4 separate regions of the Mus musculus genome follow, and regions 1, 3 and 4 are each linked to region 2. Evidence: chromatin loops called from intact Hi-C (ENCODE). Cell type or tissue: gastrocnemius. All regions are shown on one strand. Region 1 overlaps Pgm1 (phosphoglucomutase 1). Region 2 overlaps Ube2u (ubiquitin-conjugating enzyme E2U (putative)). Region 3 has its middle 66 kb from the start of Gm35701. Region 4 has its middle 79 kb from the start of BC062258.

Evidence for each region. A loop is a pair of places that touch in the nucleus more often than their neighbours do. Peaks named below come from ENCODE experiments on the same cell type or tissue, not always from the same donor. Only the 100,000 strongest peaks of a DNase experiment are listed, where the experiment ranks them.
Region 1: it touches region 2 in a loop (7-fold over the local background); 20 of 42 quality-filtered maps call a loop at or near these places.
Region 3: it touches region 2 in a loop (3-fold over the local background); 31 of 42 quality-filtered maps call a loop at or near these places.
Region 4: a loop joins it to region 2, with 7 times the contacts of the local background. A loop is called at or near these places in 23 of 42 quality-filtered maps.

Annotation. Positions count from the first base shown.
Region 1 is chr4:99,945,052-99,950,051 of GRCm38, forward strand. All of the region lies in intron 1 of Pgm1 (phosphoglucomutase 1), which reads left to right. Among named protein-coding and RNA genes, the nearest start is that of BC062258, 18 kb to the left of the region's middle. In gastrocnemius, a CTCF peak has its summit at 2,306 (motif pointing right); no DNase peak of the experiment used is centred here; H3K4me3 peaks cover 853 bases; H3K27ac peaks cover 3,355 bases.
Region 2 is chr4:100,535,042-100,540,041 of GRCm38, forward strand. All of the region lies in intron 8 of Ube2u (ubiquitin-conjugating enzyme E2U (putative)), which reads left to right. Among named protein-coding and RNA genes, the nearest start is that of Ube2uos, 9.7 kb to the left of the region's middle. In gastrocnemius, a CTCF peak has its summit at 3,056 (motif pointing left); a DNase peak (open chromatin) is centred at 3,081.
Region 3 is chr4:100,026,852-100,031,851 of GRCm38, forward strand. No RefSeq gene overlaps it. Among named protein-coding and RNA genes, the nearest start is that of Gm35701, 66 kb to the right of the region's middle. In gastrocnemius, a CTCF peak has its summit at 1,976 (motif pointing right); a DNase peak (open chromatin) is centred at 1,976; H3K27ac peaks cover 407 bases.
Region 4 is chr4:100,006,645-100,011,644 of GRCm38, forward strand. No RefSeq gene overlaps it. Among named protein-coding and RNA genes, the nearest start is that of BC062258, 79 kb to the left of the region's middle. In gastrocnemius, a CTCF peak has its summit at 1,870 (motif pointing right); DNase peaks (open chromatin) are centred at 1,895, 2,760 and 4,506.

The DNA of each region.
Region 1 (5,000 bases), 590 kb before region 2:
ACAGGAAGCTTCCCCTTAGAACCTGAGCCAGCATCCAGGCTGACACTTGGTGGTGAGGAGCGAGCACTCTGGGGCATAGGAAAGGTACATGGGAGCGGGCTGGGGAAACCCCAGAATGTTTTCACTCAGTCTGCCAACCCTCGTGCAGAGAGCCCAGCTACCCCAGAATAGGACATGCCATTTTAAATTACCGCTAACTTACGTCAATTCTCCAGAGTTTCTAGAAAAAGGCATCACGCACTGTTGCGTCAAACAACACTCATTCACTCTTGTAGTTTCAAGTAGCAGCCCTAAGGGTAAGCTGCTGCTGCTTCTTCTTTCCCTTTTCCTCCCTCCTCACCAGCTCCTTCCAAGCCCAGATCCTCACGTATGCCAGGCAAGCACCCTTCCACTCTAGGGATAGCCACAGCCCGTGATGCTCTTAGGAACCCTAGAGAAGGCTCTACCCTGGCTCCCTCCTAGCTCCTGTCACTTGGTGCTGCAGCATAGCTCACATTCTCTACCTCTGTCCCCATGTGGCGCACTTCCTTGTGTCTGTCTCTGTCTTCAAATCTCTTGCTCCTTATAAATATGACAGCCACTGATTGGATTTAGTGCCTGGCCTAATTTGATAACACTTCAATTTCCTCATCCGTAGTATAGGAGTAGTAAGAACACCCACATCATGGGTTGTTATTATGTGTGCCAGGAAGCCTACGTGTACTGTTAGGCACAGTGCTGGACTTCACATGAGTTCATATGACCTCAGCAGCTTGAGAGAAAAAGCTGTTGGGCCGCTGTATAATAGGTGAGGAACCAGATTGGTACCCTCAATACTACTTAAGTACTAAGTAAAGCCTGGTAAGAATTTGAGTTGGATCCCTTATTTTCACTATACTGAATTCCTCAAAGTAGATGGTCCTCAAAGTGCATAGTCCATGACCCTAAGCGCACTAATCCATGATGTCCAAAAGAAGTCATTCAAGCAACGATGTTGTCTTCAACAACTTCTTTGTCGTCTTCATCTTCGACTCCATCTCCGCCTCCTCCTCCTCCTCTTCTCTTCCTCCTCCTCTTCTTCTTTCTCCTCCTCCTCTCCCTACTCCTCCTCTTCCTTCTTCTTGCTTCTTCCTTCATCGTATCATCTGCATCACCATCATTATTTCTATTGCTGTGATAAGACACCATGACCAAGGCAGTTATAGAAGAAAGGGTTTATTGAAGGCTTACAGTCACAGAGTGAGTCTGACCATCATGGTATGGAGCGTGGCAGCCAGCAGGAAGACATGGTGCTGGAGCAGTGGCTGAAGCTTACGTAACGTCCTGACCCACAAGCACTAGGCAGAGAAAGCTAAGTGGAACCTCAAAGCCCACTCCCAGTAACACACCTCCTCCAACAAGGACACACCTCCTAATTCTTCCCAAACAATTCCACCAACTAGGGACCACTATCCAAGCATAAGCCTATGGGGGCTGTTTTTATTCAAACCACCACAGATGCCGCCCTTTCAGAATTTGTTTATTTTATTTTGAAACAATATCTCACTTTGTAGGCCATGTCGGCCTTAAACTCAGTAGGCAGTCCAGGCTGGTCAAATTAATGGTGATTCCTGAGTCTTAACCTGTTGAGTGCTATTGAGTTGCAAGCACACAACCATTGTCCCTATTTTACAAATAAAAGATTGAGATCAGAAAGACTATAGAACCAGAATGGGGCAAAGTCAGGGCTGGACCCAGGCTGGTCTAATCCAGAGCCTTCTGGGTAGAACAAATGAGTGCTTGGTTCAGTCCTAAGCATTCCTTCTTCCATTTTGATTTTCCATCCTCCATGTTCCTTCTTCCTGCCTCCCATAGTGCCTGGGCCAATGCAGAAGTTGAGAGAGTGTTTATCCCACAAACCATCTCTTCCCTGGCTCACATCAGATGAGCTAGAAAGGTGAGATCAGGCCTTCTCAGTACCTCTTGATTTTTTTTACTGTGTGTCCAGGCAGCTATGATAAGCACTTCCTGTATTTTCTTTATGTGCTTGAACTTCCTCAAGGGTATTTGCTCCCTTACTTCACACTGATTCTCCACTGGAAGGCAGTTTTCCTTCTCTGGAGCCACCTTTCTCCAAAGCTGGCCTGTGCAAGCATGAGACTATCCCAGAGTAACAGTGTTTCCCGCTTTGTGTTAAAATCTTAATGATTTGTGGACCATAAGGAGACACAAAGGGGCCTGGTGAACTGGGCCCTGCTATGTTTAGACAACACAGCAATTCTGGGAAAGAGAACTGCACCTCTGTCACCCCAAGGCTACAGCACATTTGCCTGATTTTTCTGTTTCCTACCACAAGAGGGAAACATACAACCACAAATGATTTGAAAATAAAGCAATTCTCTAACCAGACTTGTGGGTGTGGGTGTCCTTTATCTTTTAAATGGATTCATACTAACTGTACATCCTTATGGGTCACAGTATGGTGATTCAATGCATATGTGCAGTGCTCCATAACATTTATTATTTCTTTGTGATTGGCAGCTTTGGAACTTGGCTCCCCACCTCCCCCCCACACACCCCCAAAAAAATCCAAGGGATTTTAGTACTTAACTCCAGGTAATAACCAGAAGGCGCACACTTAGACTAGTGCATCTTTAAGTTGGAGAGATTGAGTTCAGCCACAGGACTAAGAATGACATTCCTGTAGGCCGGGGTTGCTGGCCATGTTCTTCCTTCTGAGCACACAGTTCCAGTGCAAGTTCCTAGTGAGCAAATTTTACTCCAGCTTTTGACATGTCTTCTCTCTACCAAAAAGTTCTCAACGGATAAGGGAGACAGTTGCCTGCTCCTCTCTTCCTGTTTGCTTGGAGGCCACACTAGTCAGGTCTGACTTCACAGAGGCTCATCACAAAGTTGAGTAGATGCTGGTGGTTAGCCCAGTGAGACTCCACTGAGCCACTCTGAGGACCATAGCATGATGCTGAAGGCTGCTGGGAGCTGGGGCTGCTGGGAGCTAGGGCCATTGGGAGCTGGGGCTCCTTGGCCCCACAGTAGATGTAGGAGGAGCATAGACAACAACTCTTTGATTCTTATCTCTGTAGCCCATCTCCTTCATGTTCCTCACCTTCTGTGGACTCATTTGTCTGCATAAGGGTTTGTGTGTGTGTGTGTGTGTGTGTGTGTGTGTTTGTGTATGTGTGTGCGTGCACACCTATGACTCTCTGTGTACTATTTTATTTAAACATTATTGATCCTGCATTTCAGTTTTATAAATCACATCTTTATGGTTTTTTTTATAAGTCACTGTTGACAAGCAACAATGAAAACACTCAAGTTCTGTGATCTAATGAAGGGACTCAGCAGCCGCTTTAAAACTCACTGCCCAGGTCAGCTTCTGACTGGTTCTGACATGGGTTTGGATCCTCTGTTAGTAGCTACTCTGTGGTCAAGTATTGCAATGAACATTTTACATGCTTTTCTTTATTGTGTTTTAGAACTCTTTTTGAAACGGATTCTCCTGTAGCCCAGGCTGGACTACATAGTTGAGGATGGCATGAGGTTTCTGATCCTCCTGCCTCCACCTCCAAGTGCAGGAAGTGCAGCTTCTGTGCTGCCACACCCTGCTTCTGCAGTACTCAGAGGCTGAACCTGGGACTCTGAGCATCCGAACGGAACTAAATGCCCAGTCCTAACTGCTAGAACTGTGAAAAGGAGTTTCATTAACCTTGGTTTGCAGAGACTCTGAATAATGAATGCACTGTTAATTGTTTATATTGTATTAGGCACTGTGAGTGTCCTGGAGGTTTCTTTTCTTTTTTTTAATTAGGTATTTTCTTCATTTACATTTCCAATGCTATCCCAAAAGTCCCCCATACCCACCCCCCCACTCCCCTACCCACCCACTCCCACTTTTTGGCCCTGGCGTTCCCCTGTACTAGGGCATATAAAGTTTGCCTGTCCAATGGGCCTCTCTTTCCAGTGATGGCTGACTAGGCCATCTTTTGATACATATGCAGCTAGAGTCAAGAGCTCAGGGGTACTGGTTAGTTCATAATGTAGTTCCACTTATAGGGTTGCATATCCCTTTAGCTCCTTGGGTACTTTCTCCAGCTCCTCCATTGGGAGCCCTGTGATCCATCCAATAGCTGACTGTGAGCATCCACTTCTGTGTTTGCCAGGCACCGGCATAGCCTCACAAGGGACAGCTATATCAGGGTCCTTTCAGCAAAATCTTGCTAGTGTATACAATGGTGTCAGCGTTTGGAGGCTGACTATGGGATGGATCCCTGGATATGGCAATCTCTAGATGGTCCATCCTTTTTGTCTCAGCTCCAAACTTTGTCTCTGTAATTCCTTCCATGGGTGTTTTGTTCCCAATTCTAATTAGGGGCAAAGTGTCCACACTTTGGTCTTCGTTCTTCTTGAGTTTCATGTGTTTTGCAAATCTGGAGGTTTCTTAATATGTGAAGGTATATACAGGTTATATGGAAATGGCACCCTTTCATATAAGGGCATCTGTAGATTCTGGGATTCCTTGCACAACCTGTCTACACGTGAGATGGGTGTGGACTCCTATCTTAATGTTACAGATAAAGACATGGAAGCACAGGGGAATTAAGTAAATGTTGTCCAAGACTAGTCAGCAGAGCCTGGAAAGCCGATCCTGCCAGTCTGGCCAGAAAGTCCATTCCTTTCAATGTCTAATGGGATAAACGTCTAGTATACTCCAAGTTCTCTTGAGTGTCCTGTGAATGTTTATAATTCTGATAAATCCTCTTTTTTAAAGTTGTGATTGCGATTCTAAATAAGTTGGCCCTCTGCCTGTTTCCGTTATAACCACAAGGTGACATTTAGGTGAGGTAATAGCCCACAGTCCTTAAATGTGTTTAAAATACAAACTATATTTACATTTTCTATAATGGATCCAAAGACATTAATACTGATGGAGTATCCCTAATTTTAAAAATAACAAAATCTAGAATGCTTCAAAAATCTGATACATTTGAGCATCAATACAGTAGCACATATGCAAAGTTCCACAT
Region 2 (5,000 bases):
ACACAGACATGCATGCCATAAGACTTGCTATTGTGCTTTCCTTCTGCTTCTTCACTGGCTTGTGTTCCTTTCACAGATGGAAAACCTTCCCTTGGAACTGGCAGGGGGAGGGGTCAGGCAGACCTTGATGGGGTTCTTACCCTCTCAGAATGTGCTGCTCTGGGCATAACACCACCTTCCTTGCAAAGGCTGTTTTCCATTGAGTCTTTGAATGATACCACATATTTAAAAGTTTAGCATATGAACATTCAAAAAACATTAGCTCCTGAGGAGTGGGGAATATCCACCCTCCCCCCCCCAGCCTCCTCCCCGCTTTCCACAGAATGAAAATAATCTCTGGCAGAAATATGTAAGAAATGTAAATGTATCTCAAGTTAGAAAATAACATATAGCTGACCACATGTATCTAGGACCATTATGTCTGCAGTTTCCCCTCTCTACTCCACTTCTCTTCAGCCTGCACAGCATCCCACAAGGGTGGCGTGAATCCAGCTGACATCTCTCCATAGGAAACTGTCCCTTACATGCTCGGATGTCTCAGCTCCCCATCACCTGTCTGATAGTGTACTGATTCTGTCTCTGTTGGGGCCCTTGCTATTCAGACATTGTTATAAGGAAGTACCCAGAATTGGGGCATTGGAATAAGCATCCCTGCCGCACAGCATGTAGTAGGTACTCAGTTAATTTTGTTGAAAAAAATGCATATGTATCTTGTCTCACCATTTAATATTAGAATTAAATAAAATTAATTGTAGAAAAAAACTGAAATTTAAGATCTGTCATGTAGATAGAAACCATGGTTCTGTTAGGGGAGTTCTAGGGTATAATCTATAAACAGAGTTTTAAAACTGAAAATATGCCTGTCATAAATATTTTATGCAAATTCTAAACTCTTACATGTATTTTGGTTAGTTAATATATACTCATTATCGCAATCAGCTCATAAATATTCACTAATTAATCATGTAATTTGGTGTTCATTTCTAAAGCCTTTTTAAAAACACTACCTTGACAGTTCATTTAAATATTCATAAATGCTTTATTTCTAAGACATGGAAAAGAAAATGAATCTAACATCCAATCTGTGGTTTGTACTTATTTTCTCAAGAGAAATAGTGAATGCATAAAATCAATAGTAACAAAGACTGTTCTTTAGAGTGTTCTTGTTATGCACGTGTAACACTGCTGTATGCTCCAGTGAATGAGTGCCACTGTATCATTACAATGCATCTAGCAACAGAAACAATCCCTATGCAGAGTCTAAGCTCTGACAGCCAGCAAGTTATCTAAGTTATTAATTCTGGTAGAGTTTTACCTTCAGCATATAGTCTCTTAAAAGGATGTTGTTCCTCTGCACACACAGCAGATTGCTACAGACTGAATCTTTCCTGTTCCCCAAAGATCATGAGTCCCACTTGGTTTTTGGTCAACATGATACCAACTAGAGTCATCTGGGAAGAGAAACTTCCATTGGGAAAATGCCCCCATCAGGTTGCCCGTCAGTACGTCCTTGATAGCTAATTATTAGAAGAGGGCCTGCAGGGATGGTACCAACCCTGGGCAGGTGGCACCAACCCTGGGCAGGTGGCACCAACCCTGGGCAGGTGGCCCTGGGTGAAAAAACAAAGCAGCTTGGCAATTCCGGAAGCAGTGTTCCTTCATGGCTTGTTCCTTCATGTTCCTTCAGTTTGTCTCCAGGTTCCTGCCCTGAGTTCCTGCTTTCCCTTCTCCTGATGATAGACTGTAACTTGTAAGCCAAACAAACCCTCTCCTCTGCAGGTTGCTTTTGGTCATGGTATTTTACCACAGCAACAGTAAAGCAACCAGTAGACCAAGCTACGGGCATGGTCTGTGGTGCTACCAGGAGTTGGTGGGATCTTCAGGAGGTAGGGTCTTGTAAAGGGAAGTTACATCATTGAGGCATGCTTTTGGGGGAGCACTGATACCCCAGTCCATCCTTCTTTTTGTTCTCTGACCACCATGAAGTATGAAGCTTTGCTTTATTATTATAATGCCCCGCCTTGTCAAAGACTCAAAGTGATGGGACCCACCAACCATAGACTGAAATCACGACCCACAAAAAAACCTTTTTTTCTTTTTAGGTTGATAATCTCAGGTGATTTGTTCCAGCGACATAAGCTAAGAAAGAGGTATAGAAGGGGCAGGAAGTAGCTTGGGGGATTACTGTTCACTCACTAGGCACGCCCCCCTCATGCCCAACGTTGTATCGGAGTTGGCAGGCAGAGCTCAAGTGTAGCACACAAAGATGCATCAGCATCCTACAGAGCCACAGCTGACACGCTCCACATCCATCACCCAGTGATCACCCAGTGCACAGCATCCAGCCCAGGCTCCTCACCTCCACTGTCACCTGAGTCACCAGTTCAAGAGCTTTCTCTAATTTACCAGTTTTTTAAAAAATAAGGCACAGAGATCAATCAAATTGTGTTTATAAGTACAAACCTTATTTGAAATTTAAAACATGTACTTCCTAAAGATATAAAGTTTCAGTAAGTATACATACCCTGACTGTGTACAGGCAAGAGCAAATTACGTCCACCATTAAGGAAAGGGACTGCATGTGTGTACCAACTTCAGCATTTACTCTTCATCTCACTGGAGTCTATTGAAAAGGAGGTGAATACCTGTAGAGGGTCAAATATCACTGTAAACCTTTCTTGTATTTACAGAGCCCACTCTGGACTCAGCCGTCTTGTATTTTGATTTATGGAGTTAGTATGTATTATGCTTACATATGATTTTAACTGGTTGTGGTTTTTTCTTGTCTTTTCTTTTTTTTTTTTATTTTTTATTTTTTGGTTGTCTGTATTTAAACACATAAAACACAAATCATCTTTCTCTTGGAATAGCTGATTCCCTTTCCCTCCAGTTACATAGAAACACATTCATTTAACACACTTCATGTATGTTTGTGCTGTCCTTTCAGAGTGATTTGGTTTAAATATCATTCTTGCCGGTTTACGTAATTACAGAGATGTATTTTTAAGAAAAAGCAAGCCTTTTTATTCCCCAAAGATTAGCCCTCGAGTGCCATCTTGTGGTTAAAGAGAGAATTGGCATCAGTGCTGACAAATGCTTACATTCTAAAATGTAGATAAGGAAAAAAAAATAGAATCAAGAAAAAGAAAAAGAAAAAGAAAAAGAAAGTTTGAAAAACTGAGTTCTCCAGGCATAGTGGCATACATGCACAGTTCCTGAACTTGGGACATGGGGACAGGAGAGTCAAGAATTCAAGGCACCAGTGTCAGCTCTTCCTGAGGTAGAATCATGTGCTGCAAAACCCAAGTGGCAGGACACTTCCCTAGCATTCCCAAGGCCTGGGTGTGGCCTACAGGCCACAAAACAAAGAGAGGCGAAGAGAAGGGAAGAGGGGCGAAGAGGGGGGAAGAGAGGGGAGGAGGGGGGAAAAGGGGGGAAGAGAGGTGAAAAGGGGGGAAGAGGGAGGAGAGGGGGGAAAGAGGGGAAGAGAGGCGAAGAGGGGGAGGAGGGGGGAAAGGGGGGAAGAGGGAGGAAGAGAGGCGAAGAGGGGGAAGAGGGGAGGGGGGAAGAGGGGGAAGAGAGGGGAAGAGGGGGAAGAGAGGCGAAGAGTGGGGGAAGAGGAGGGGAAGAGAGGGGAAGAGAGGGGAAGAGAGGGGAAGAGGGGGGAAGAGGGGGGAAGAGGGGGGAAGAGGGGGGAATAGGGGGAAGGGGGAAGAGGGGGGAAGAGGGGGGAAGAGGGGGGAGGAGGGGGGAAAAGAGGGGAAGAGAGGCGAAGAGGGGGGAAGAGGGGGGAGAGGGGGCGAAAGAGGGGAAGAGAGGCGAAGAGGGGGAGGAGGGGGGAAAGGGGGGAAGAGGGAGGAAGAGAGGCGAAGAGGGGGAAGAGGGGAGGGGGGGAAGAGGGGGAAGAGAGGGGAAGAGAGGGGAAGAGAGGGGAAGAGAGGGGAAGAGGGGGGAAGAAGAGGAGAGGGAAAGAGAGGGGAAGAGGGGGGAAGAGGGGGGAAGAAGGAGAGGGCAAGAGAGGGCAAGAGAGGGCAAGAGAGGGCAAGAGAGGGCAAGAGGAAAACCTTCCCTCCCAGGCCAGTACTTTCTCTCTCTTAGAGACACTTTGTGCCCAGTGCTCTAATCCTCCTTCCCTCTATCTACTTCTGACACCTGATGGTGTTCAACCATCCCCAATTCCTTCAGCTTGTCTGTGAAACTGTCCAGGAAATTGGAAAGTATCGGCATGTTGTAAAACTGTAGAAAAGGATTTAAAATATATAAAGCTTAAGCTGTCTGAGGTTGTACTTTTCCTAACAGCTGAGGTTTGAATCTTGGCCTGCAGTACCACAGCCAGGTACCAGAGCAGACTCTGAGGGCCCCAGGCAGGGTTACAGCTGGGAGAAGGTGTGATCCCAAAAAGATGGAGGCAGAAGTGGACTGCAGCAGGCTTTGTCTAGCCTGTGAGAGTGTTCCATTTCAGAAGAGGGCTGCTGCTCTCCTCTGTGCCATGCGTTTCTGAAGATAAACATATCCAGTTCTGTAAATATCTTGTAATAGACTTGATTTCTTTCTGGTCTTGTGGCAGTAACTGGTTTCACCACTTTCCTGTGGCTTTGTGGTTGTGGCAGAGGATTTGGTAGACTTTGACCCCAAACAGCACAGCTCTTCTTAGAGCCGCATATGAGGTTCAAGGTTCGTCTGCTCCTGTTTGATTCTGCTCCATCTGAAGTGCTCTGGCCTGTGCTGGTCTCTCTCCTTTCCTTCCCCCTCCCTCACACCTTCCTTTTTTCCCTCCCACTCCCTGAGATGCAAGGAAGGAAGATTCTGTTCCTTTATTAAATTAAATTTTAGCAGAATATTAAATTATATTTTAGTAGAAGAATGAGAAAGAAGACAAGAGATCTCATTACGGCATGTTACCAAAAGTCAAGGTATTTATGAAAGGACAAAATAATTTCATGATTCCCTCTATGAGCATAAACCTACTTTTCAGGAGCTTGTTGCAATTTGTGGTGATC
Region 3 (5,000 bases), 510 kb before region 2:
ATGAATACAATACTGTTTCTGTAGGTGGAAATGGTGACATATTAGTAGTTTCACAGGTTCCAACCATAGTCTAGTTGGCTTTATTTTCTTCACTGTGTTGATGAAACCGTGAGGTTTGAGATGGTAAGGCAGCCTGGATCTCAGAGACTTTTCACAGTGGGATGTACTCAGGAACCTCTCAGGGCATTGTTAAAATGCAGATTTGGACTTAGTGGATATGAGAAGAGGCAGATAATTGCTTTTTCTGGAGCCTCCAGGTAGCTCCTGATGGTCAGTGGACCAAGCACTCTGAGTGGCTGATTTAGGTTTGGTTGGCCCTGAAAGGGCTGCTAGAGTTGCCATACCAAACAAGAATTCTGTGCTTTATTAAAAAGGAGATTTTTGGCTGGACATGGTGGCTCACATTTATAATTCCCCCCAGAAGCTATTTGAGTCAAGGTGACAGAGTAAGAACCCACCTGAGAAGAACTCCACGAAACAAACCCCAAACAAACAAAAGGGCAAAACCAAGACAAAACAACCCAGACAATGAATATTGAAAATCAGTTTTCCTCTTGTCTGACTTTGGGGATGCCCACCATGCACTGAGCATGTGCAAGGCACCATCTATCAACCAGAAGACATCTCCAGCTTCATTTTCTTTGGTCCCTTCTCTTCTTTCTTCTGTCCCCTTCTTTCTTCTCCCCTCCCTCACTTTCTTCTCTCTCTCTCTCTCTCTCTCTCTCTCTCTCTCTCTCTCTCTCTCTCTCTCTCTCTCTCTTTCCTGGCATCTCCCTTTCTGTTGGCTGATATTACATTTATTATTATTATTATTATTATTATTATTATTATTATTATTATTATATAAAGTACAGAAATAGTCTCTGGTTTCATTAAGGTAACAGGTGAACTAACTAGAAGTCACAGATACCAGAAAATCTGGGAATACAGGTGAGACCTCAGATGGTTCCCCAAGGCTCTGAGAATGGAACCTTCTTGTTGTCTCCCAGCCTCCTGCCCTTGGCGCTGGGGATTGAACCAGGGGCAGCCCACATGCTAAGCAAGCACTCTTCCACTCAGCTACACCCCTAGTTCAGGTTGCTTCCCTTTTGTTGGAGACTTGTCTACTCCAGCCAAGCCCTCTCTCTGCCCAACCCCATAACTGCTGCTATAAAACCATTTAATGATTTCTCCATTTCCATAGGAGCCCAAGTCTACGGCAAGGGTTTCAGGTGACTGATCTTGGGTTTTATACATGGCCTGTAGCTTCCAGGAGGCCAGAAGAAGGAGGCAAACCCAGAGCAGGCATTCCCAGCAGAACATGCACGGCTGCTGGATTGCCACAGCTACGCGCAACTTAGTTTCCCTTCTTCAGCTTTCTAGAAGAAGAAGGAAAAGAAAAAAAAAGGAAAAAAAAAAAGAAAAAGAAAAAGAATTCAACCACCCTGCAATTACTGAGAACCTCAAAGAAAGAAATGAAAAGTATAGCCATTAGCTTGAAAGTCTAATGACCCCAATCTAAACAGTGCCAGGCATTTTATTCTGCTCACTTGTAGGAGAAAGGCATTGCTTTTATTTTAAAATCTGTTAGCAAGAACATTGAGTTATGTTCTACATCTCCTTCCCTTTAAAAAACAATTCTAAAGATGAAAAATGCAAACTATGTTTTTTTCTGCTAGCTTACTCATACCTGTAGCTGGTGACCATTAATTGAGCACCTGCTATAATTCAAGACCTGTGACCTACAACAGTAAACAAATATAAACAGGTGTGATTATGACTTAGTGACTATAAGAACTACAGAAGAGTTCATCTAAAGGGTTCTGAAACAGAAGAGAGCTTTTTACTTCAGGGAGCCAATTGTATCTGCCTCTGCTCGTCAAATTCTGACAAACAAAAACATTTTTTTTTAGCCCCCAAACTCTTGATGTTTTCAAAGCCAAAGACCCAACCTTAGCTTTAGAAAGCAGATCAGCTGCCATTGCTACCAGTAGAGGGCGGCAACATGACAGTTCAGAGTTGGTCCTTGTGGCTGAAAGCCTACAGGAAGTATGCTTAACTTCCCTTATTTATGCAGGAGCTGGAAAAATAAAGACAGCAGTAAAAATCTTTCCCCCTTTCTCTTGTAGAAACCTGCCTCAAGGCTTTATGGTCTGTTCGCAGGTTCTTATATCATATACTAAAAAGAAATCAGGTCCAATGTAAAACCTGTGAGATTTCAGCAAAACTAACAAGTGTTTGGGAATTAAAACAAAACTGAAAAAACACAAAAATGTTCACCGGTGTTAAGACATAATATGTCTTTGTGGAACAATTGATCTTCAGGATTTGTAAGGCAATTACTTGGTGGTATTCTAGAAAGCCAGGAGCCTCCAATGCAGCAACCCACCGGCTAGCAAAATAGAAATGGCAGGCTTTGAGCACGTGGTAATGAACAGCCCGATGCTTTGGTCCTGGGATGTGCTTTATAAGATGTGAAAAGCAAATGACCTCTACACAGTGAATCGAGGCTTTCGACTTATACAACCGTCTCCATACTCCAGAGAGCTCATGGACACTTTCACATATTAAGCTGGAAGATGACTTTTAGATTTGACAGAGATCGCTGGTGGCTTTTGAAAGGAAACTATGACAACCCTCAGGGGGAAACATAGATGGTGCATGTTCAGGAGTCTATAAGCAGGAGGAATAGTGCTCTGATATCTTTGGAGTAAGTTAGGTGGTGAAGTGCTGTGGTCTGAATGTTTTGTCCCATCAAGCTAATACGCTGAAATCCTAATCACCAAGGTTATGGTGGCATTTGAAAGTGGATCTTTGAAGAAGTAATCAGGCCATAGGCGTGACATTAGTGTCATAGACAAGAAGCCAGAGAGATACTTCTTAGCCCCTGTACGATGTGAGAACACAGAAAGAAGATATTGTCTGTGGGTCAGCGATCTCTGTCAAATCTAAAAGTCATCTTCCAGCTTAATATCCCCCAACAGCCAGCATGTGACCAATCTCTTCCCTCAGTCATCTTTGCCCAGGGTTTCCAGGTCCTTCTGACCCCTGAATCTCTGTTACTTCCGTGGAAGCATGCCTCCATAGTCTAGTCTCAGTCAACTGTTTGCTTGCTCGCCTGCTCAGAACGGAGTCTCGCTATATAGCCCAGGCTGTTACCAAATCTAGATTTCCCAGTTTCCAAATACACGTGAAACAAATTTCTGTTGTCTATAATCTACTCAGTTTATGTAGTTTTCTTATGGCAACCTGAATCTACTAAGACACAGAGAGTATAAACATCAGTTGCCTTAGAGAGATTCAGGATTGGTAAAGTTAAGGTGAGAAGCTTTTCATTCAAAAGGGCACATCAATGGAACGCCAGGAAAACACGGACCCCCATCTGTACCCCTTATATGTCTCGAGAGACTTGGGGGATTAACAGGAAAGATAGTTTGTCACAACTGTTCAACTCACGGAGGAGACCTGTATTTACAAAAAGAAGAGAGATAAATGCATGATTTTAGGCACAAGACATTCGATAGAAAGCAGGTGCAAAATACTAGGGGCATACGTCGAGTTCCCAGGTGGAGGACTTATGTCCGGTGGTGTGATGGAGAAAGCAAGAGCGAAGATAGCACAGACAAGCCAAAGATATACCAGAAGGAAGCTGAAAGGCCTCTGGATGGCCCGCCTTTCTCAGAACAAAAAGAGATAGGTTTGCTAACCTTGCCATGGAGATGGGGGTGGGGTGGGGCGTGGTATTCAGTGCATTGCTCATGCTCCATGGGCCAAACTTCAGTCACAGAAACATTCCTGGAGAGCATCATCAAGTTGTATGCAGTCCGCCTGCCTCCTTGGTGTTTAGCATGATGTCTAGGGTACAGTAGATGCCTGGCAAACTGTTGAGGAAATGCCTAGATGAAAATGGTCCCATTTTCCACTACCACTATTATCTTTACTGGTACCCTCCTCGAGGTTCAAAGATGACTTAGACCTAGTATCCTAGAGGTGAGCTAAAGGTCGAGCTCGTGTTTAGAGCTGTTCTTACAAATGTGTATGTGCTTCAGGGATCTATTTTTTCTGTACCTCTATATTTTGCTACCTGGGTTAAGCTGAAAGTCTGTGGTTAGTGAACCTGGCAGAGTGATGCTGACTTGCTTTCAGTGAGATAAGGATCAGGGTCTCTCTTCCAAAGCTCAGGGCTATAGGAAGTTGAGCTTATCAGCCAACAAGCACATTAACCAACTACAATTTCCAATCAAATAGGAGATACCCTGCCCTGCATTCTGTGAACCAGACCTCCACCTGAGTTCTTTAGCCTCCTGCTGAACTAACTAGTTCCAAGTTGAATGGACAAGTTACTGGCTGAGCTAACCAGTCTTCAGATATTAAGTAGTTCCCGAAGTACTACAGATTCAAGTGTGCGCTACAGACGATACTTAAAGGTCGGGTAGGATTCATCTGTGTGATTTTTATTATGGTTCTTTTAATGGATAACGTGAGCTTGGGAAGGAAAGCTGGTGAGGTAGGTCAGAAATCCCCCGAAGGGCAAACAAAGTGCTTCTTATCACACTGGCAAAGCCAGCCAGGATGCAGAGCATGACGGCAGGGAATGCCAGGGATATTTTTATAAACAACTCCAGAGCTATCAACAATGCAGGGCCAGGGCAGAGATTCCCATATATGCAGATGATATTTCTTGAATAACAGTGCTTGGGAAAGGGAGAGGGTGCCAACAAGCCGAAGAAGGAAGAGGGAAGCAGAGGCAGGCAGTTGTAAAATAACTCAGTGCCGAGGCTAATGTCTCTGGCTCGTTCAGGCTGGCCTGGGGAAGCAGAGGCAGACAGGGTGGCAGGGTCCTGGGTAGAAGAGAGTGATCTGTCTTGGTGCTGAGAGCATTAGAAAGCAGTTGGGCCAGTAAGGATGGGAGACTGGATGGAGAGGAGATAGGCCTCATTTTAAAGAACCTCTGCTCTTGGTGAACACTGCCCCACCTGAACCAAAAAAATCTATCTGGTAAATTTGCCTATCCTTATAAA
Region 4 (5,000 bases), 530 kb before region 2:
GGTCTTTGTTTGTCTGTGTTGAGACAGAGGGTCACTATGAATTTGTAGTCCTGGGTGGCCTGGAATTCACCGTGTAAGATCATGTTGGCCTAACCTTGACACAATCTGTCTGCCTCTGCCTAGCAAAAGTTGTGTTTAAAGATGTACAAGGTCACACCTGTGTGGTCTTTTTTTTTTTTTTTTTTCAATCTTTGTTTTCTTCTTGTATAATAACCCTTCACAGAACTCTGTCACTGTTGTTTTGTCAGGCGACAAGTATAGCCCATCTTTACCAGTTTCTCTTCTGCGGTCCGCCTGCTTTGTCTTGGTGGAGACTCCTCCCCAAGTCTTATGATCCCAAGACTATCGTCAGCCACAGCACCCACGTTTTCCTGCCTTTACTCTCAATCATACACAAGTCAGAGGGGTGGAGCATGGCTCAGGTTAGACCTCGTCCCTTTTGATGACCCACCACACACATTGGCTCATCAGGTATGTACATGAACCAAAGAGTGCCATACTTTGTCCTTCATTTTTATCCTCCCATTTTGAGATAGCAGGATAAATCTCTTTTCCTTTTGGATCATACTTAGATTGTAAAGATAGAGGCCTGGCAAATATCAGTGACAGTTTTCTTACCAGACCAACAGAATCTGTTAATGAAAGAGAGAATAAGTCTAACTAAGAAACAGAGAGACAGTGTTGGAGAGATGGCTCAGCAGTTAAGATTGCTTGCTGCTCTTGCAGAGGAACTGAGTTCTCTTCCCAGCACAACACAGGGCAGCTCAAAACCACCTGCAACTCCAGAATCAGGGGATGCCAGAGATCAGATACCTTCTGACCTCTGATGGCATCTATTCACACATGCACGTGCATTTACATACTAAACAGAAAAAGAAATACAGAAACAAATGGAGACAATTAATTAGTAGAAAAAGAAAGTCTTAGTGGCACTATCTAAGCTCCTGGATCTAGCCTTGCTTGAAGTTTGAACACCAGAATTTAGAGTTATAGAAATCAGTGCATTATTTTTTGAGCTAAAACTATTTTGTGATGAGTTTTTGTTACATGTTTTTAAAAAAGACTTAATCATGGTAGGGCAAGGCCCTCTGTGAACTCCGTATTATCTTATCTCTTTTCCTGTTTTTTCAATGATCAACCGTACAAATCTTCTCCAGTTCTTGTGCTGAGCCAGGATCCCCGTGTCAGAGCCTTCACACTATCCGATCTTCCACTCACCCTGTGACCGTGTGACTAAGTGTCTGGATATAGGTCATGTTCTTACTGAAGGCTTCCCAAGCTGTCTGACTGTGCAGGGTCTCCCCTCCCCCATGGTGATTCCTACTTGAGCTTTTCCCCATGAGCCCACCACAATCAAGATGAACAAAGCCCTCCACAGTGAGACTGTTTCTTGTTTATAGTCCATCTTCTCCACTCAGCTATGAGCTTCAGGAACTTAGAAGTCATTTATCCAGGAAGCGGTAGGTGAAACGGGGTCTCAAGCTGCCCTAGAACCTACCTTAGGTTGGCCATGATCTCTCCCTGACTGCTAGAATTACACAGATGACGACTCACTGTGCCTGCTGACAACTACTTAACTTAGCTTCACCTCAGCCATGCTGCAATGCGTTTAGCATGTAACAGCGCATCATAGGAAACAGGGGTTCTGTTGATATTTGTCAGTTGAAAACAAAAAGAATGAATATCTGACTTGGACGTTTTTGGTTTCCATGAGATTTGCTAGCCCGTGGATAAACACAGGCAGTGCTGATCACAGTGTCACCACAGAAATCTCCATAAAAAGAAGAGAGCAGCCTCTTGCCTCACTCATCTAGTCCTGGGCTTTCTGCTGATTTCTGTCTGCATACCAGAGTGGCCCTTGCTCCCAGGAGATGGCAGTGTTGTATAGCCTCTGGTTTGCCCAGGCTCTTAAACAAGACTCCAGCCCTGGGAGCTATCCGGTTGGAGCTGGACTTTGCCCTTTGCAGCCCTGGAACACCAGTGAAGGCTCTCAGAACAGAACTGTGTGTGTGTTCAAAAGAGCAGAGCCTTTGTTCCAGAGACAGACGTGTCCAACTCCAACACAAGCAAAGTCCTGATTGATTCATCTGCTTTTCTGTGTGGTTTGAGGACTCCATCTATCTGAGGGTAGCTCAAAAGTGCCCCCACCCCCTACCTCTGGCCCCAGCTTGTCTCAGAAGACAAGGGTCAGATCATGGAGTTGCTACCTCTGGGGGCCGTGGAAGATTCTCCCTACTCGTAATTTCTAATTTCTGCCTGAGATGTGGAAGTTGCTACAGTGAGTATAGACTGAACCAATTACCCTCACATGTGGTCTTGGATCAGTCACCTAAGATGTGACCTTGGGCAAGCTCCTTGTTCCACCCCCACTCCCCAATATTAACACTGCCTGCTTTGCAGATATGTGATTACGTAAGTACTCCCCCCCCTCCCCACACCACTACCACACGCATAAGGATGAGGGTGTGAGGAAAAATCCACAAAGTTTTTGCTAGAAAAATTTTAAAACCAACCTTCTTCCTAGCCACTTCTTTTATCCCCAGTGTGACTGTAAAACCAGATTACCAAGTGCCTGTGGTCATTGGACCACATCCCAGTCAGGTAAGCCATGTCACCAGCCCGGCCCACAAGGCGGCTCCGGCTGTTCCCCAGGGTGGAGACCAGGTGCTTCTGGGATCCTGGTTTCACCCGTCCCAGAGGCCTTGGCTCCTTTTCAGTGCATTTCTGCCTTCTGTGGCAGAGCATCTGGGCTGTCGTGCTGGAAGCATTTTGGCCTCGTCTTGGGCCCTTATCTCAGAGCTGTGTGAACCCCATTCCTGCCATGTCAGAACCCATTAGAGAGCCCTCTGCTGAGGCTTTTGAAGGAATAATCTGCCTATAGAGGGAAGGGGCTGTGCCAAACCAGGCCAGATGGAGTAAGTAATGAAGGCCCCAGATTAATCTTGCTTGTCTCTTCTTTCCCACACGAAGGCTCAACCCTAGCGCTTGGCAGTCTCAAGACAAATTACACTTGTCAGCTTCAAAGAGTAAGTTCCCTTCCAAGCCAGATTGTTTGTGTTCTCTCTCTCTCTCTCTCTCTCTCTCTCTCTCTCTCTCTCTCTCTCTCTCTCTCTCCATCTTCTCTCCTGAAACAAGCACTGGAGTTAAAATATGCCTAGGAAAAGTGATATTTTTCCATGGCTCTAAAAAAGGCTTCTTTTGGGCATTTACACTGTGTTCAACATTGAGGCCTCACATATACTCCACGTCCATTCTCATTAGATCCCTAATATACGATGAGTGCAATAGCCCCATTTTACAGATTAGGAAAGTGAGGTTTAGAGACAATGCCTGGGTCAAGGACATACAGCTAGTGAGTTGAGAACAAAACTCATAGCTAGAGCATGAACACATTCCCGTCTCTGCAGTTAATTTCTCTGAAATCTTGACCTCCAGGGAAGCCAAGAATGTAGCCTCTTCTTTTCTTCATTGTTAAAAATTCTCTTGGAATCATGGGCTAAGGTAAGGATTAGGTTTCCAGAAATACATATGCCAAGGAACATTCTAAAAACAACTCCTTGGTCATTAAGATATTTAGAAAGAATAGAGCCATTGATTCCCTCATAGACGCAAAAGTCATGTGAGCAGCAGAGAGATCCTCAAAGTACAGCCAGGTGTGATGGCTCATGATGTGACCCCAACACCAAGGAGGCTGGGCGGGAAATTTGTGTATGAGTGTGAGTTTAGCCTGGGCAACACCATGAGATACTTTCAGAACAAATGCAATTGCCAGGGGTGCTCAAGCAAAGAAATTCAGTGAACCCCGTCATATTCACTGGTCCCCCCAAGACCTGCAGCCCAGTCACGTTCCTTTAGGCATACCCAGGAGCGTCCACGGAAGGAGCCGTCATAGCCAGTCTGAGAGCCTTGCCTTGCACAGTCCTGTGTTTGGATTGTGCAAACACACAAGCAGTGCTTGGGAGTCCGTAAAATGCAGTCTGTGTGTGTGAGACCCCTATATTCCTAAGTGACTAAGAGAAGCCTGGCTCTCATCTAGAGAATAAATAAACTAAAGTTAGGAGGCCAGGTAGCACATCAGGCAGGCATGCATCTTTCAGATGCCCAGTTTCTGAGCAGCATCAATGTAGGTATTGTGCACCTGGTGGGCTAAATTAGAAGGGCTGGACATGCTTTTCCTTTGCTCAAACAGTTCTGGTCCCACACCTAGGTACAAGCATTGCAGGGACCAGACTGCCATCTTGAAGCTGTATACAAGTCTACCTAAATGGTTCCTGGTCATTCTTCACCAGGAAAGAAGTACTTCTGGGAGCCATTGCTTTCACTTTCAGGTTATCAGTACTGAGCTCTACCCAGCAGCCCCCACACTTTCCAGGCCTTTGCACTGAACCCAGTCCTAGCAGCCACACTCCTTACCACATGCTCACCACACCCCAGCCTCCCTCCCTGGCCCTATTTTCCACTTCACACTAGTGCCTCCCACTGGCTGAGTCCCAGCAGAATCCAGTGGACAGAGGGGCCCAAGGGCTGTCTGTGAAGAAGCCTTAGGATGCAGAGCCAATCAGAAACAGAGAAATTGGGCATCAGAATGTGTAGGCAGATGAGAGCCCAAAAGCCTGGCGCCGTGTGAATTAGGGTATGGACAGTGTTCCTTACAGACGGAACAGGAGATGGAGGTGAAGGGTGGGGGCCTTAGACCTTAGGTTTGGCCCCAAACTGGCCTTCGCATGATTCTAGCATGCCTAGCTAATGTGTTCCAGCAGCACATAGGAGCCTGGTTGTGGGCAGACCCCAGTGCCTTTCACGACTCACTCCACACATACATTTATACCATCTCCCCATTATTTGTTCTTTTCCTGGAAGTCTCTAATGGTTCCAAAGACCTTAGTTTCTTAGAGACTAAAAAGTAAAGGATTTATACAAACCCAAGGGAGAGCTGAGTATAGCTTTAGTTCCTTTCAACCGCTTCAGGATCCTCTCCTTAAGGGGACTTGGCCCTCCTC